3 separate regions of the Mus musculus genome follow, and regions 2 and 3 are each linked to region 1. Evidence: chromatin loops called from intact Hi-C (ENCODE). Cell type or tissue: heart. All regions are shown on one strand. Each heading gives the region's core, and the rest is flanking DNA. Links, peaks and the distances in the headings are about the cores only. Region 1 has its middle 9.1 kb from the start of Gm40217. Region 2 has its middle 78 kb from the start of Gm40217. Region 3 has its middle 85 kb from the start of Gm40217.

The links. Peaks named below come from ENCODE experiments on the same cell type or tissue, not always from the same donor. Only the 100,000 strongest peaks of a DNase experiment are listed, where the experiment ranks them.
Region 2: it touches region 1 in a loop (2.8-fold over the local background); 4 of 42 quality-filtered maps call a loop at or near these places.
Region 3: a loop joins it to region 1, with 2.0 times the contacts of the local background. A loop is called at or near these places in 4 of 42 quality-filtered maps.

The regions. Positions count from the first base shown.
Region 1 is chr4:105,325,136-105,331,404 of GRCm38, reverse strand. No RefSeq gene overlaps it. Among named protein-coding and RNA genes, the nearest start is that of Gm40217, 9.1 kb to the right of the region's middle. In heart, for the core only: a CTCF peak has its summit at 2,394; DNase peaks (open chromatin) are centred at 2,414 and 4,204.
Region 2 is chr4:105,393,772-105,400,040 of GRCm38, reverse strand. No RefSeq gene overlaps it. Among named protein-coding and RNA genes, the nearest start is that of Gm40217, 78 kb to the right of the region's middle. In heart, for the core only: no CTCF peak of the experiment used is centred there; a DNase peak (open chromatin) is centred at 2,390.
Region 3 is chr4:105,400,726-105,406,994 of GRCm38, reverse strand. No RefSeq gene overlaps it. Among named protein-coding and RNA genes, the nearest start is that of Gm40217, 85 kb to the right of the region's middle. In heart, for the core only: no CTCF peak of the experiment used is centred there; DNase peaks (open chromatin) are centred at 3,094, 3,624 and 4,774; H3K27ac peaks cover 224 bases.

The sequences.
Region 1 (6,269 bases), core at 409-5,408:
AGACTGGAGGATGAGGAGAGGCCACAGGATGGCCATGAGGAAGTCCCTGGCTAATTCTCGATAGAACCCTTTGTCTAAGACTAAGGGCTTGCTGGTAGATTGTGTGGGCGCACGTCGTCGCTGAAGAACATGTTGCTGGTATTCTACTGGCTGTGGTTGTGACCCAGAATTCCTTCCCACACAGCCAGGGTGGAGAGCAAGGGAGCCTCCTCGTCTGAGCATTTATCCCACACAGTTGCACCCAGGCACAAAACATCCACGCCAGGTCGGTCACAGGATGTTCACACTCAGTGACAAAATCCCATCTACTGCCCAGCCCCTAGGGGTCCTCCACAGGGCATTTCCTACATGTATGCAAGAAGGGGCACACACACCTCCTCAGAGAGAGCTAGTAACTGACCGAAAGTCACATCTGGGTAACTAGATTGGGGTCCCCAGGCATACAAATTTGGTGAACCATGTGATACCCTGGAGCCACGGTTCCCTGACCTATAAAACAAGGGACTTGCATGTGGCATACATACACACGTGCAGGCTATACATACACATAAGATAATAAAAAGTAAATTAAAAGAAGCAAAGGATGTGACGCTAATTTACAAGTCCAGTTGCCTCAACAACAAATGTATAATCTACACAGACTACACAAACACGGGAGCCTGCAAACAGATCAGTTTAATGATGAGAAAAGTCTCCACTGTCCTAGGAATATATGCCACTCTCCTTTCTATTCAGTCTCCTCACACTGTCCAAAACCAGTCAGCCAATGATCAGACTTCAGCACCTTTGTTGGATTTTGCTCATTAAACAAATTCATGTGAATGCTACGAACCACTGCCTGCTCTTGGTAGGTGATTTAACCCAATGGTGGGTGTTGCATGAATCAGTCAGTAGCTAACTTGTTTTTATATCTGATAAATATTCCATTATGAGAACATACTTTGAATTGCATTGAAACACACATCACTGAGGTAACAGTTTGCATAAATTAAAATGAACAGATTTTAAACAAATGATCTGGTGAGTGTTAAGACCTTCCTTTCCTAACCAGCTTTTCTTATGTTTCACACAGTTTGGACTATAGCCCAGATTTGTCTCCAACTGGAAATTCTCCTGTCTCAGCTTCCCACATTCTAGGTTTACAGACATACCCCATCATGTCATGCTGGAACCCAGAATTACAATGTCATTCAATTTCAAAATGCTCCCAGAATCACTGACAACATCTCGTAAGTTTCTGCCTTCAGCACTCAGGGCTCAGCTAGCCATCAACCTGGATTTTTAGTTACCATAGCTTTGGCTTTCAGACCTTGACTATCTATAAACTGAATTTATCTTCTGTCTCATTTTCCTCAATAATTTTTGGTAGTTAAAAGCGTATCTATGATTTTTTTTATTCTTTCTTACTGCATGAAATTGAGAATTTATGCCATTTAGTACTGAGGTAGTGTTATGAAATAATACCGAACAGTATTTATTCTCCTGTCTATCAGTGGTGATTTATGCTGCTTCCAGTTCTGAATAGACATGGCTAATCTGTTATGAACAGATTTTGTAAAAAAAAAAAAAAAAAAAAGGAAGATGCCCAAAGGTTCTGAAGGAACACAGATGAAGCATCTCTTTCCCTCACAGGAGCTCTTGGCGAGGCAATAGCACTGAATTAGACGCAGTAGCAGCAACAAGCTCACATTAAGCCACCGGGATACCTTGGATTGGAAAGTCCCCTATTCTGAGAATGAGCTGATTCGCATACACTTGGTCTGCAACTATTCAGAAACTAAGACTCATCCTAGCCTATCAAGTGTGTGTGCCTTTGTTGAAGCAGATGCACTCCTTACTTGTCCTTTGAGAGGATGGATGGCCTTCTGCCTTCCTTTGTCCCCAACCACTTGACAGTTATTAAAGAGCTGTGTTGCTTTTAGCCACCAACTAACATTTACTGCGATGCTGAGGAAGGTCCTAGCTGCTGTCGTTCATTATGCCTCGTAGACTGGTAAGGTGTGGTTCCCAGTGTGCACACAAGGACACAGAGGGTTGGAGATGTTGGGTGACCTCCCTAAGGTCTTTGTGAAGACTGTTTTAGCTCCCAAGTCCTCACTCTGTCCATAGCCTTCAGAAGGCAACTGAACTTTCACAAATACTATGTGTCCTGCTTATCTAATGCTAATACTACTGCTGCTAGTGCTGCTGCTGCTAATACTAATACATAATAAGTTTAAAGGATGATCCTCTCTCGTCTTGCATACCCTCCTGGTCTTCCCTGCCAAAGCTCAGGCTCGGCCCACACAGCCTTCTCTGACTTCCCCTAAAGCCCGCCATCCAAGGGAAGTTCGGGCAAAGCAGGAAAGCTGGACTTTCCACTCAGCAGCAGAGGAGCCCAGGCTTGCCAAGTTCTCCCGCAGCCAGGCGCCTGGAGGCGGGCCCTGTGCACTCTATCATTGCATAAGTGTTATTGCAGCCAGTTCCTGGAATCGGAAATATGGCAAACCATTCACCTGGTGGAAAGCCCTTGCCAGGAGCAATGGTTGTTTGGTTAGCTGTGCCTTCAGAGTCCTTTCCAAGAGACTGGCCAGAGAAGAGGTTTATCTAGCAGCGCCCGTTTCTTAAGTCAAAGTTACTGTGTTTTTAATATTCTTCAGCAACCCGACATAGTTTTTTTTCTCTTCCCAATAATCTCTCCATCTTCCTCGCAGCTGGGTCAGGTTTCCCATCTCCTTCTTGTTGGCCTCCCAGGCTTCCTGCTTCCTCCAGGACCCAGGTCTAAGACAGCCCCCTCACTGCATTGGGAAGAGCTTTCCTTATGCCAAGGCCTTCCCCAGCCTCAGTCATCTTCCAGGAGGCCCACCCTGAGTGTCTCCAACAGTTCTAGCCTCTGAAGGTTGAGTGGCTACTCCTCTTTCTTAGAGTGGTCCACAATGAAACCGTTTCATTCTAATCTAAAAGGAAATGCTCTAAAACACTTATTCGGATAGGCCACCCTTTCTGAGATGGCAAGTTTCTTGAAATAATAAGGGTGGTGTTTTGTTTTGTTTTGTCTCTACATCCCCAGAGCACAGCTCACTGCCAGTCCCACAGTGGTAATTGCCCGAGACCTGATTACTGAAGTTCAATGAACTGGGCTAAGAATGTTCTGTGTCTGTGGCAGATTGCTTGCTGATGCCTTAGATTCAATCCCCAGAACTTCTGAGAAGTTCTGTGAACTGGTAGTTACTGGTTAATCGGAGCTCATGAAGATAAAGAGACAGGCAGTGTTACTAGTCTTGAGCTGATAAAATGCCAGCCAAAACAGTTCAGTCTGTGTCTGCAGCTTTATCTGAGACAGAAAAAGCACAATTTCCATTATATTTTTCTATTAAAAATTGTTCTTATAACTCTTTATTAATTCATCAGACCAGGATTTTAAATTGGGATTCATTAATTTTTTCAGCTCACTCTTCCACCAATGAGGAAGTTACTCTTCTTCTAATTGCCTCGAGACCCTCATTAGGAGACACATTCAAGGCGGTGAGGCCATAGATGGGATTCCTCACCTAATGAGCTCCCAAGACATTATTGGGAAATGAATAAAAATTACTAAATGACCAGTGGTGATTTATGCCCCATGCCATATATTTATATCTAGTCAGGATTTTGCTGGTAGCCTTTTCAGCACTTTATTTCTCAGGAATTCAAATCTATAGTCTGACATTTTCTAACTCTATGCTATATAGAACCTCACCTAAATTATCAAAATTCCATGGTTTTATATTTTCACAGATAAACTGCAAAACATATATATATACATATATACATATATATATATATATATATATATATATATATATACACACATGTATATATATATATGTATATATATACATGTGTGTATGTGTGTTTCACATGTTGACTGATACATTTGAAAAGCACACACACACACAAGCCTATAAAATTGCTAACATAACTTTAATCTGTCTCTCCTACAATATTAGTTACTTAGTTGGAGAAATGGTGTCCTATACATTCTTGTCTTCCTCTCCCCAGGTGATAGTTTCAAGGTGACCAGATGAACAGCAAATAGCTTTAGGCAAGAATTGTCAAAAATTCCTGTGTGTGTGTATTGGTACCACCGGCCTCTAGCAAGAATTAAGGCAAGACCAGGAATGTCCATGGCTCCGATTCAGGCCTGTGTCCCTGAAGTGGAAAAAGCATTGCCAGACAAAAGCAGCAGCTGCTCCTCTCTCCCCAGGACCACCCAGGAGGGCGTTTCCCTCATCCCTTTACTAAACTGGACTTTCTTGGCTGTCTCACAGGCTCAGAACCTGATTTTGTGATCCCTAGAGTTGACCAAGGCAAGCAATGTTGCCTATGCACTATTATATACTGAGAATAAGAACCTACCTCATCAGAGACATGAAGTTCTCATGTTGGCTCAGCCAGCACAGCATCTCTGTGTGGCTGCTTGGCTTGGGATATCATGTTGCATTCTAAAGACCCCCAATTGAGGAAGTATCAGCATGAAGGGAGTTCAGTGAATAAAGCCTATCCAAGAACCTAAGCAAGAGAGCTTGTGGACCAGGCGTAGTGACACTTGCCTGTAATCCCAGAACCTGAGAGAATAGAAATAGAAGTGTGAGTTTGATTCCAACTTGAGCTGCTTAGTAAGACTCTGTCCCCCGAAAAAACAAAAACCCAGAAAGCTAGCTTTATGTGATCCCTACTATGCAGCATGCACGGGGACAAGAATGTTCCTGTTCCTCTGCACCTCTGTTGTCCCTACTTCTTAAAGAGCAAGCATAAAATCCACAGTTAGGAACTGGGCCTAAAAACAAGCTCAGTGGTGAGAAACCCTTCATTCCTTCTCAAATCTGTCCTCATCTATTAAATGGGAATAAAACTTTAGTAAAAACCACAGAGAGTAGTGGCACGGGTCAGACTGAGTTCCGATGTTCTCTAACTCATACACCATGTCTGTCATCATTTTTGTTATTCTTTTTTTGTTTTGTTTTGGTTTTTGTTTTAAAGATTTATTTATTCATTCATTCATTCTTTCTTTCTTTTATTTATTTATTTATTTATTTATTTATTTATTACATGGAAAGTACACTGTAGCTGTCTTCAGACACTCCAGAAGACGGCTTCAGATCTTGTTACGATGGTTGTGAGCCACCATGTGGTTGCTGGGATTTGAACTCAGGACCTTCAGAAGAGCAGTGAGTGCTCTTACTTACTGAGCCATCTCACCAGCCCTCATTTTTGTTATTCTTATATAAGGTCTGCGAATAAGAAAGACAATGTGTCTTTCATTAAAGCAGTTTGTAATTGACGCAAACAAACCAAAAAAAAAAAAAAAAAGCCACCCTTCAAATATGATGCAGGATTTAACACAACCACTACTTGGCTGTCATCTCTTCCAGAACATTCTTGTCTCCTCTGCGTCTGAAGCACTGGTCCCACACTCCCCTAAAAGCCCTGTCTGAAGAAGCTTCCAATTGGATGGATTTCCTAAAAGGGGAAAGATCCGGCTGGTCTTGCTCCATCTAGCTGGAAGCTCCTGTGATGTGAGAACTCCACCCAGAAGCTCGACAGGCCTTCTGGGTACCAGAAGGAGGTCACTTGAGGTTGGAGGGGTTCGACTGGTGAGTAGTTGCAGACTCTGGACTGATTGTAGACACAAGGAGCTAAGCAGCCCACCCCTTGATTGAGAATGAACAGCGGGAACAGCTTTGGCAAATAGATCAATTTACTAGAGGGTCATCCATCCACAAGTGGCTCAAATGTGGCCCAAAGAACTGAGAAGGCCTGGCAAACCTCCCACTCCTGTCCATCACGTGGGGGCATGCTGTGGGAACCAAAGCAGATATTGCCAGTTAGTCTTATCATGCCTTAGACTTGCTGATGCTTCTGAACCCGTTGCTCCAACAACACAGACCTCCTGACTTGGTTATCACACCCAGACCATTTTCTATCCATTTATGCTCAATTGTTGCCAGTTAAGTGTTTGGGCAGATGAAAAGGAACACAGGTCTTATATATAAAAGCATAGCATTGAGCATGACATAAAAAGAAAGTCGTATCTCATTGACGTCATGTGGATAGATGGATGGCTGTGTGACTTTGTGAATTAGCAGACGGAAGCCTGTGGTTTTTCCTTCCTAAGAGTTGTGCCAGTTGACTCCCTCATTCGGTTCTCGGATGAACCCAAATGCATGGTGTCTAAAGTTGGCAAAAAACCTAAGGGATCGAAGTGAATTTCAGATATTTTCGGTCACATTCCCAGGTACACAGTCAGA
Region 2 (6,269 bases), core at 418-5,417, 69 kb before region 1:
GGGGACCGAAGAGACGGCTCAGTGGTTGAGAGCACTTACTGCTCTTGCAGAGATCTGAGTTCAGTTCCGAGCAACCATGTAGAGTGGCTTACAACTGCCTGTGACCCAAGGCATTCGATTCCCTCTGCCTTCCCTCTGGGACCAGCACTCACATGCATGTAACCCCAACAAAGACAGACAGACAGACTGACTGACTGACTGACTGACATACACACACACACACACACACGCACACACTTAAAAGTAGAAATAAATAAAAATACTGAATCCAGCTTTATTTGGGACTCTATTCAACAAATGCGTGGATAAAATATATATGTATATATCATATGCATAATATGTATAATATATTATATATATATAATTATATATGTGTATAATGTGTGTATATATATATATACGTATGTACACACACACACATAACTGTGTGTATATATCCACAATACAACACTATTCTTCCTTCAAAGACAAAGAGACCCTGCCATGTGTCATAAAAGCCATGCCTCTCCCTCTCTGTTGTCACTCTGCCAAGCTCTAAGCTCTTGGCTGCTCAACCAGGTAGGAATCAGAACCAGTCCTCTATGTCACCCTCATTTCAGAGGCCATTATCGACCTCTGGCTCTATGGAGGACCTTACTCTTGTTTTGAAGAAATGAGAGCATGGCTTGACCCCAGGTCTTCCCCTTGAAGGAGGGATTCTAACTGCTCCTCACGCCAGAGACACAGTCTTTACAAGTCCTATTTTCAAAAAGATTTTATTGCATTTTTATTTATGTGTGTGCACTTGCCATAGTGACTCTATGTCTCTGTCTCTCTCCCCCACACCTCCTACTGTGTGTGTGTGTGTGTGTGTGTGTGTGTGTGTGTGTGTGTGTGTGTGTGTGTAGGAAAGAGGGCAACTTTTGGGAGACAGCTCTATTCTTCCACCATGTGGTTGTATATATGTGTATGCACTTGCTGTAGTCAGTCTGTGGGAGGGAGGGTGTGTATGTGTGTAGGAAAGAGAACAATGTCTGAAAGCCAGTTCTGTCCTTCCACCATTGATCTCAGGTCATCAGTTTTGGTAGCTGGCACCTCTACCCACTGAGCCATATCACCACCCTAAAAATCTCCTGTTATCTTTTTGTCTCTTGGTCAGTCTCCAATCTTTTATCTCCTGGATGTGGATATAGCACCCAAAAACTACTGAACCAATTTAAAGCCATATCTTCTTTATGGTTGTCTTGGCCAACGCTTCCTTTTAAATATCTTGTCATATAAACAAGATGAAGAATTTAAGAGTGGTCCCATTTCCCAAATGGTCCAGCACACAATGCAGAAATAATTCCTCAAATCTCTCCTCTGTGAAGGACTCTTCTGAGATCTTGTCCTATTTCATTCTTTTCCCTTCCCAGTTGGCCTCAGTGAAAGCTAACATCACTCTGTTCTGCCCTCCTGAATCCTCTGTGGTCTGATCCATGTAGGAAACATAAGGCTTACCTCGTACATAGTAGGTCCTCTTTGATTTACTTGTGGTCTGTGTATTTGAAAAACCTGTCAAATATATCTGCATCACACCACACAACTGCTCCATTGTATCTACTGCTAATCTTCCTCCAGAGCTTGCAGCATGCATTCATGCATGGAATTATGGGCATTCATGAAAGAGACCATTGCTGGAGGAAAATAAGGTATTTCTCTGCTCTTTTTAGATAACAATCTTTTCTGAACCTCTACATGCCATATGCCAAACCTGATAGCATCAGTTTTCCAAATAGCCATAAGGAATATGTATTCATTTGCCACTTTGTCAGATAAAAAAGCTGGCTTCCGAACAGGATAAGTAGACCTCAAAGACCCCAGCATCTCAATGGTGAAGTTAGACTTAAGTCCCTTTGATTCCCCGATCCATGCCGCCATTGATGGATGTAATGACAGGAGACATTGGTTACTAGGCAGGAGACATGGTTTTTATTCAGCTCTGCTGTAATTTGACTATGGCCTTAGATAATTTCCTGCTTCTCTCCGAGTCTCCTCATCTGTCCATGAAGAAATTGGCTGCAGCGAACGCTCCTGCCCTTCTGCAGAGCTCAGAGCTACTGAAAGGTGCTTATGTTAAAGCCTGCTTCACTTTGACCTGCCCAGATATTTTAATCCAGAATATCCCATGTGGTAATCAGGCCCATCATGTTATTTCCTGTCTGCACTTCTAACCTCCCTCATTTTGGATCATTTATATCAGGTTTTTAAATGTTGCTCATGTTTACTGAGGACCCAATTTAGAACCATCTGTAAATTTAATCAAAGGACAATTATTCACCACCTACCTAGGGAAATGCTATGGGCCAAGTGAAATACCAACGGCAGAGCCTGCTTCCAAATAGCTGGTCTTAAAGTGTCAGTGCTGTCCTGGAAAAGCCATGGCTCTGGGACAGGCAGACCCAGGCAGAAACCCTTATAATCACCTCTTCTGAAATTCAGATTAGCCATTTAGGAAGCAGAAATAGTCACGCCCAACCAAACTGTTGGCTGAAGTAAAATGATTTTACCCAACATATAAGGAGCCTGGCTAGCTTCTGCCTTCCTAGTGGCCACTTCCATAGGTCCTCACATAAACAGGGAACTTTGCTGCTACACTTAAAAACTATTCAAATAGCATCCAGTAGGGTTTTTTCAACAACAATCTATAATATCTTAAACTTCTTAGCACTTCCTAATGAGTATAACAAAGGAAATAAAGAAGAAAAAAGAACTTCAGGGTATCTGTCTCTAGTGAGTGCTTGGTGGGAAGTTATTTCATCTTGCTAAGCCTCTTCTTGTTTATCTGATCTAAGCCCTTTGTTTAGGGGATTAAATGAAACAACATAGGTATAGTGTCAGGTCATACATAGTAGGCACTCAATCCAATATCTAGGTCTGGATTTGAACCCACTACTTCAGTTTACTATATTAGAGACTCTTTTTGAAATGAGGTTCTGAATCTTTGAAAGAGATAATGATTCTTGCTCTTAATGTAGTAGTGAGAGTCAAGGCAGTAATTTTAGTGGAACATTCCTAACACAGAGAAGGTACTCAGATTAAGGACAAACCTATTCTCTTTTTCCGTGTTTGTGTGTGTGTGTGTGTGTGTGTGTGTGTGTGTGTGTGATCCCAAATAGGTTAGGAACAGAAAGCAGAAAATCGCCAGGACAAAACAAATGGGATGTGAACCTTCCTCTGAGGGCTCCTAAGAGTTAAAGTAAAATGGTTCTGCATAAATAAAAGCCACAAGATGATCACATTTGGTTCATATCAAAATCACTCACATCCAAAGATGCATTCCTAATGGTTGACATTCATTTCAGTTGGATGCTAATCCAATTTTTAAAAATTAATCCAAACATGACAAGAAGCTGATCTCATGTATCTTTCCAGAACATTCTACTCCCAGTTGATTTCCTGAGAAGGAAGTTGGTATCATGGCTCTCCGAAATGGAGCCAGTTTCACTCATGTCTTTTCATGCATTCGTCAGATCCTAAAGCCCTGGCATGAAGGGACCTCAGCAAACTTTCTTTTTCCTTCCCTCCAAGAGGCTGCCATATTCTATCTGTTCGTTTTGCCATTTGCCAAGTTCTTCTGTTCTATGTTGCTTTCTACTACTGTGATAAACACCCTGACCAAAAGCAGATTGGGGGAGAAAAGGTTTATTTGGCTTACACTTTCACATTACAGTTCATCTAAGGGAAACTGAGGCAGGAGCTGAAGCAGAGACCAGAGGAGTACTGTTTACTGGCTTGCTCCCATGGCTTTGCTCAGCCTGCTTTCTTCTACAACCCAGGACTACCTAAGCAGGGATGGCACCATTTAGAGTGGTCTGGACACTCCCATATCAATCATCAGTCAAGAAAGTGCCCTATAGAATTGCCTATAGGCCATCTGATTGAGGAATTTTCTCAGTTGAGGCTTCTCTTCCCAGATGACGCTAGCTTGTGTCAACTTCACAAAAAAATAAAAATAAAAATAAACATCACCACAATATCCTTTCACTGCAGCTTTTGTTCCTATTGAATCTTCAACATAATGCCTTGGCATATTATACTCATGTCTCAGATTTCCAGGATTTTGTCTTCTCTAATATATCCAAGATCTGTAGACTTCCCATCAGACCCAGAACTCAATGCTTCAACCAATCTTCTTTCATCTCAGAAAGAAATGCAAAATGCTTCACCAGGCTGGTACTCTGCATGTGTCCTGGCCCCTTCCTTTCTCCCGGCATCCTGCTTTTGTTACTGTCTTTTCTTTCTGGAAAGCTCTTATATGTCAGGCACTTCCTGAGGGCCCCTATTTGCCCTTCAAGACTGGCATAAATATAATCACCCCTTAAGTACAATGTTTCCAGGTTCTGTATCCATTCTGTTTATATCCTTCTAGAAATGTCTACCTGTATGTCTGTATGTCTGTCCTCATCATCATGCTTTAATTCCCAGAAAGCTAAAGTTGCATCATGTCCCCTTGGAGTCCCATGGTCCCTGGGTGAGCATGCATACATGCAGTTTTTGGCAGTCACTGCTTGGAGTGCCATGGTCCCTGAGTGGATGTGCATGCATGCATAGTCTTGGGTAGATTCCCATGGTCCCTGAGTAAGTATGAGTGCATGTATAGTCTGGGGTAGTCACCGTGCATCTGCTACAGGTGCAGCTCAAAGACCAGAGAACTGAGAAGTTACACAAGGAGGCAGGTGACAGTGTATAGGATACCTTTACTGGAGTCCTAAGGAGAGGCCCCCACCAACATGAATGAGCAAGTAAAAGGAAAGCAAGCTTCCAAACAGACTAGGTGCACAAAGCTCTTTTAAATTTAATAAGGTTTAGTCTAGGAACTTCAGGGTTGTAGTTTGAAGTGGCAGACAGGGCATCCTAAATTCTGGTAAGATCCTAAAACAGACTACATAAGTCTTGGATGTTGTCGTTTTCAGGAAGGAGAATTACTGCCACACAGTAGAGAGACTTACAGAGGTTCCTGAAGAGTAAAAGCAAATGGCGTTGTGAGGCACAGGTAGGGCACGGAACCACACAGGTTATTGTCTTGCCCAATTTGGTCTTGATTCCCTCACCATGGCCATCCAGAGGCTTTCCCTGGGCTGTCATCAAGCGATACTGCTTACAAACTTGCCGCCTTCTGCTGACGCCCTGCACTGAGTTCTCAGGCCCTACCTAGGCCTAACTTGCTTTTCACTCTTCAGGAATCTCTATAATTATATTATACATTATATATTTCATATATTTATAAATTAACATATAAACATATAAACTCATAATTATACATTATAAGTACACATATAATTATATAATCCCCCATTCCAATGTCTATTCACTGCAGAAACTGAGCTCACAGGTAAACTTATATGCTCCCACCATCTGTAGTAAAGGCAAACTTATCACTCAACAAGACCCATTCCTCGACACAGATCTCCCCAGTGGCTCTCCCATCTGGGGAACAGGCTTGCTGGGAAGGTCAGCCTTCTGAGTTACCAGGGAAACCCATGCCTGCTGCCTCTGCTATTGCACAAGAGTCTTTAATAACAGTAACATTTGGTCAACATTTGAGGAAAGCTGAGAAGAAAGAAATAGACACAGAATAAAAGCCAACTAAAACTTAACAAAGATTAAGAACTGAACAAAGTTTAAGAAGGAATAAAAATAAGCAAGAAAAGGAGTAGAATTTTTCAAACTATATTCAATCAGCTTCTCTAAGAAATTCAAGAAGTACTCTGAGAAACCAATAGTCAAGGGTCACTGGAAATGCAAATGACTATATTTGTCAAAAATTTTTAAAATTAATGTAAGGGACAAATAATACATGGGTCATGGGGGGGGGAATCAAGTCATTAACCTAGAAGATTAAGGAAAAAAAATGTCATGGTGTGGCAATTTGAATGAGAACACCCTCCTAAACCAGATATTTGAGTGTTCCATCTACAAGAGTTGGAACTGTTTGGGAAGGATTTAGAAGTGAGGCTTGTTGGAGAAGGTGTTTCACCAGGGGTGAGCTTCGAGGTTCAAAAGCCCACACTATTTCAAGTTAGTTCTCTCTCTCTCTCTCTCTCTCTCTCTCTCTCTCTCTCTCTCTCTTCCCCTGCTGCTGGTAGATCAGATGTAATCTCTCAGCTATTGCTGCAAACACTGTGACTGCCTGTACATTACCATGTTCCCCATCATGACTCTAACCCTCTGGAATTATGAATTTCTAAATTAAATGCTTTCATTTATAAGTTGCCTTGGACATGTGTCTTGTCATGACAATAGAAAAG
Region 3 (6,269 bases), core at 1,052-6,051, 75 kb before region 1:
AAAAACACAATAAAACACCCTTCCCCTTTCATCCACATCTGGCGGCTGCAGAAACAGTGACCCGTGGAATTCACATTTTCATAGTTGACTGTGGCAGGCCAGCGTCCAGAGGTTGTTCTTGCTGCACTCATGAAAGCCTGTCAGGGTGAGCGGGCTTCTGACGGAGTGCTTATTGAAAAAACATACAGGGACTTCAGTTTCCCCAAATTAGAGAGGGCGCTTATGATAAGAATCCCTTTCATTGATTTCTCCTCCTCGGCTTCCCTGCTGTCCGGTGGTGTAATTAATGGCCCTGACTTTCCAATTTGTGAAGAACGTTCTAGGGAAAATTCCCTAAGGTTAAATAGATCAGGAGATCCTAACTCTCAAATGTCCAGAGTTACGAAGAAATCACATTGTACCCTATTTGGGCCACCGGTGCTAACTGAGCTGACAAAGGACTTTTCTTTGTTACCATTTTAGGCTGAAGATTTCTCACTGTGCCCTATTCGTAATACAAGCTGTGGGCTGACTGTGTGATCATCCTCCTAGAACACATAACAATGGCCCAAGCAGGTAAAAGGCACCTTCGAAGAGTATCAAATTGGGGCCAGATGGGTCCCGTGATAAAACATGGGTCATCAGTTCAAATCAGACATAGCAAAAAGGTCATGAGACAAGAAGGAGACAAGACAGAACATTGAGAATGATACAGTGGATCCTGGAAGGGACACTTAGGGAAATAATGTCATGGATGCACTAAGATCTCAGAGAAAAAAGTGGAAGGCCAAGAAGGTACTAGCAAAAAAAAAAAAAAAAAAGAGGAGTGTGCTACAATGGGCCCAAGTAAAGCCCCAAGCAAATGCCTGGAAGCAGAGATCTCTAGATGGGATGAGATAAGAGGGCACAAAGAGGCTGAGAGGCAGAAAGGAGGCTTTGTGCCAGGTGAGGAGTCGGCCTAGTCTCTCTTCAAAAGCAAGATGCATCCCAGTGTTGAGTCTGGGGCTGGATGACCTGCCTGTTTTGTAAAGTCTCCAGAGGAATGAGGCTCTCAGAGCACAAGAGGTCAGGCTGAGATGACGGAGCCAGGCATTCTTCATGTCCACAAGCTACGTGAGGACACAGAGAATGTTTTATTTGCCCCTTTAAATCCAAGTCCTCCAGACAGCACCCATTATGGAGCTTGATAAGGCATTTGTTGAATGAATTAGTAAGACATCTGCTGAATGCGTTGATGACTCAACAAACCAATTTCCACCAATTTTATATGAACTCGGGCTAAAATTAGTGTTGAACACAGTTTCTGATAGACATCCACTCTGTGCTTGCCTCTTCGGTAAACATGCAAACAGATAAAGGTGATTCCAAACCCACTTTTAGTTTGCCAACCACTAGTCATCTGAAGCACTTTCCTCAGTCCAGTGAGGCACTGACAGGCAAGCTTGAGGACCAACCATATCCAAGACTTATCCAGAAAGGAAGAAGAAGAAGAAGAAAACAGATTGTCACTTCCTCTACATAGTAGGGCAAGTCTATTGATAAACTCAGCACATGTGTCCCACCCTGGTGGAAGGCATGAGCTGTGTCTCATGCCCCTAGTGTCTCACTTAGTCAATGATTGGCCAATGACTAAAGTCACAGCATACATTCAAAGAAAATGGGTTTTGGAAGAAAATTCTATGGACAATTTATGTAAGAACTTAAGTGACTTTTAGCATCCACTGTTCAGGGCAGCATCTTTTGTTTTGCTTTTTATTAACCTACCTTTGACCTAAGGAAGAATGGCTTGCCAGCGTCCTGAGATTGAGAACATAGCAAGCCTGCATTCATTTTGCTCTTACTTTATTTATTTGGTGCTAATAGGGTTAAGAAAATGACTTTTACAATTTCAAAAAAAAATACAGGGTCAATCCTATCTAGCTAAGGATGAGTTATGAGCTACATATCTGACTTATTAGATGTTAAATGGTTCAATTAGTATGATTGTACAGAAAACTCACCCCCACACCGCTGGACTGAACTAAGTTGTAGATACATTAAAACTGTAAGTTTTGAGCTTTGGGTCTTTGTTTCATCGTCTCTTCTAGACTGTCATTGCCAAAAACTATGCAATTTGTGGTTGCAGATTTTCACATCACCACTGTATTTAGGTAATCTGACTTACCCTCTTTATGTGCCTCAAGATGAACTTCTCATAATTTCAATCATATGGAGAATTCATACATCAAATCCATTTACTGCCTCATCCTCATCCCGTTCTATTAATCATAGCTTTACTTTGAACCTCATTGTGAGACCATCATGTCTATAAAATACAGTTTCTCTCATCAGACAGTTCATATCTAAATTTAATAGGCCACTTTGATTATTTAGTCATGGTTTTGTTTTGGTCTTGCATTTTGTTGTTCTTGTTGTTGTTGTTTTTTGGATTGTTTGTTTGTTTGTTTGTTTGTTTTCAAAAGAGCAGTGAATAGGAAAGACTGACAGTGCAGTTTGGATCACTGGCAGTTTCCTTTTGTCATAGTGGCTCGTCTACATTCAAGCGACCGACCCTGAGGAGATTTTGTCATTTCCAATTATATCAGTGTGTCATGATGGCCATACTTACAACCAAATTAAAAATAAAGATGGCCTAAATCAGTTTTTTTTTAATCTATCTTAACAAAAAAGACTAAAGGAAGGGGAATGGACTATTGCTGGAGCAGACTGTGGTATAGGGAGAGTCCCCAGACACAAGAAGGAACACTGGAAATTTTTGTTGAGTCATGGGGGGGGGGGCGATGTGTGGAGTGTTTTGAATACTACCCACACAAGGTAAAATGGCAGCTGCCATTGCAGGACAATCCCTCTGTCTTCTACTCTTCTGTGCTTCTACTCCCTGCTCAGCAGTTTCTTGGCTCTAGGGGACCTGGGGACTAGCTGGTGGTAAGAATACTGGTGACGAAGGAGACAGAGTAGAATTGGTTTTAGAGCTATCCTGAAGAGCCAGCTTGTATATATTCTGCATCCTTTCTTAGAAGCCTGCCTCAGATTGAGGCAGAAACTGACCAAGACAAGGAAGGGACGTTGTCCAGGCATTGCCAGGTCCCAGGTTGAAATGAAGTCACAATATCCTTACGCACTTGCCTGGCTTCCTGCCGTATGCTTGCCCTAGCATCCTGAGTGTGTTACTTAACCTGTCTGAGAATCCATTTCCTCCTGTATAAAAAAAAAAAAAAACATTGGCAAGAAATCCTGAAGATAGCCTTATTCACTTAGTGTTCGTCACGGGCCAGGCATCCCAAGTACTCAAAGAAATAAGCAGATTTATTCCAGGTAAAAACCCAAGCCTGTAGGTGCCTTTTATACAGAGGACAGAAGTTACTCACTTTAGAGAAGTGAGTAACTGCAAGCAAAGACCCCCCCCATTTCTGATCCCATCACCTCCACCCTCCACCTTCATCCCCAACCCTCCACCACCACCACCTCTACCCTTCACCCCCATCCCCACCACCTCCACCACCACTCTGTACCCCACTCCCATCTGCCATGCCCCACACCACTTAATCACATGAGTTAGACAGCTGGAGTATTTAACACAGAGCCTACAGCAGCATGCAAAAGCCTGCAAAAGTCCCTGGCTAGAGGGCCGAGCACCTATCTGGCATGAATGAATATTGCTTTAGAAATGTCAGGAATGTGCCCTAAAGTTGGACCTGAGCCACCCTCCCTGGCGTGTGGGAAGTTAGGATTAAAAAATAACCAAGGCTTTAGATTACAGAGCACGAACAGCCTGGGTGCATCCATTGGCCCAGCCAACTGTCAGCCCCTTCAGGAACATGAGATCCTCTGGAGGGAAGGATTTGGGATAGCCCAAAATCTGAGAGCAAATTAGAGTTCAATACTGGTCCCCATATGCCATGTCAGGGTTTGAATGTGGCATTTTCTCCTAGGGGTCATGCACTGGGGTTTGGAGAAGTGATTGGATTTTTAAGAGTTCTGACATGTTCAAAGGATTAATCCCTCTGGATAGTCATGGTAATGTGGAGTTGTTAGGGGGTGGTGAAATGTAAGACCTGTGACTTAGAGGATGAAGGTCACTAGGAGTGGGCCATAGAAAAATATGTCTCGACTCCTGCCTCTTTCTCTTTTTCCCTCCTCCCTCTCCTTACTACGCCCCACCCCATTTCCTGTTCATCAAACAGTACAGCAATTTACTATGGCCATAATCTTCAGTCTCATCTCAGGCCCATGCACAGAACCAGCAGACTTTCTGAAACCTCTAAAAGCCATAAGCCAAAAAGAATTATCCCTCTTTTCAAATCAGTTTTTTTCCAGTTATTTGTTATGGTAACAAAAGAAAAATCTAGTATATGCTTATAATTCCAGCTCATGAGATATGAAAGTTGAAGACTCAGGCATTCAAGGCCAACTTCACATGTTTGAGTTAACTTCACAGTCTAGCCTACATGAGACACTATAGACTATAAGCTGCTACCTAAGATTCAAACCTGTATTCCACCACCACCACCATTATCACCATAACCCCACCACAACCACCACCACAACCACCAGCACCACCAGCACCAGCACCACCACCACCACCACCACCACCACCACCACCATCACCCTGCACTGTTTTGTAAAGAATCAAAAACGGGAGTTGGGCACTGCAATCATATTGAGCCCATGCACACGTGTCTTCCTTCTGTCTTCTGCCTGCCCTCTTGGATTTCTTTGGAAATAACAGTCTTCTTATTGACCTCACCAGTTTCTAGCAGTCACCACTGGCCTTTTCCTTGGAACAGAGGTCCTCTGGGGACATCTGCTTTGAATGCCCAGATAAGAGACATTTGAATGGTGTTTGTCGAGGGCTGAGAGCTCCAGACTTTCTTCTGACATTTTTAAATTCCTTTTCAGCTCAGGCCTAGAGCCCTAAAACTAACTAAAGGACCCCATCTCATTCTCCTCTCCATTCCTTCTTTACTGGTCAGACCTGGAACACCAGGGCTTTGGAAATTCCTGAGTTTGTCTGGAACCAACACTTTTCGACTCAGCGATTGGACAGCCGTTACCAAAAGGTTACTTAACTTAAAAAACTTATCTGAACTTCCATTTCCAAATCTACAAAATAAACCTGTTATTATCTCCTTCACAGGCCTCAGTGAAACAGTGTGGGGAGCCCTGGCTTGTACAATAATTATACATTGTCCACCTGTCCTCATTGGTGACAAAGGGGAGGGGGACTAAAATGTAACCTTATCTTTTTATAGCACTTGAAGCCTACAAATTACTTCTGCTTAATATCACTTTTGATTCAATTTACCTATAGGTTAGTGGTATTCCACTTCCCACATACTTATTAAAACTTGAGAATGCCTCCTACATAGGGGTATTCTAAGGATTAAGAAAATTAGTACATCCAACACTTTAGAAGAGAGTCTTGTGATTCACATCATTAGCACTCCCGAAAGCCAAATGTTCTAACAGATGTCAAAAACATAGATAAGAAAAAGACACACCTGCTTCAAGAAGGGTCTGGGCATCTTGTTAACTTAATTGGATGCAAATGAAAAGCAGGATTGAGAGGTCATTGACATGCAAAGGGTGTCAGATGGTGTATGTCAGAACAGGTCTCAAACACAAATTCTCTCACCAAGCTCAGCTCTGCAACTCAGATAATGTTGCTTTAATTCAGTACCTGTGAACATGATTACATATCTGAGATCTTTGAAATGAAATTTTTCTGGGGCTGCCACTCTCAGGTGGCGCTTGGTGGGTTCCAAGTATGGAAAATGGGAAGAAACGTGTGTGTGTGTGTGTGTGTGTGTGTGTGTGTGTGTGTGTGTGTGTGTGTAGAGATGACAAGAGGAAGAGACGGGGGGGGGGGTGAGGGGGGAGAGGCTAATTTAAGGTACCTTTTCTAGAATCTTGGTAACATTTTTTTTCTTTTTCTTGTACAGTGTGTATGTGTTTGTGCTGTATATATACTGTGCAAATGTGCATGGGTGTGTGTGTGAAGGTCATGTGTGTGGGAGTGTGTGTGAAGGTCCAAGGCTGACATCTGAAGTCTTCCTTAGTTCTCCATTTCATTCTTTCCGCTAAATAGAGTTCCCTGATAAGCTGCATGCAGCTCTGTATCTTATTCCAGGGTCTCCTGACTCCACCTTTCACGAGAGAACTAGTTATCATGCCCATTCTGCTTTGCTGTGGATTCTGGGGACCTGGACTCCTGTTGTCAAACCTGCTGCTTGTACAGTCAGGACTTTAGCTGCTGGCCTATCTCCCCAGCCCTCAGACAGCATTTTATA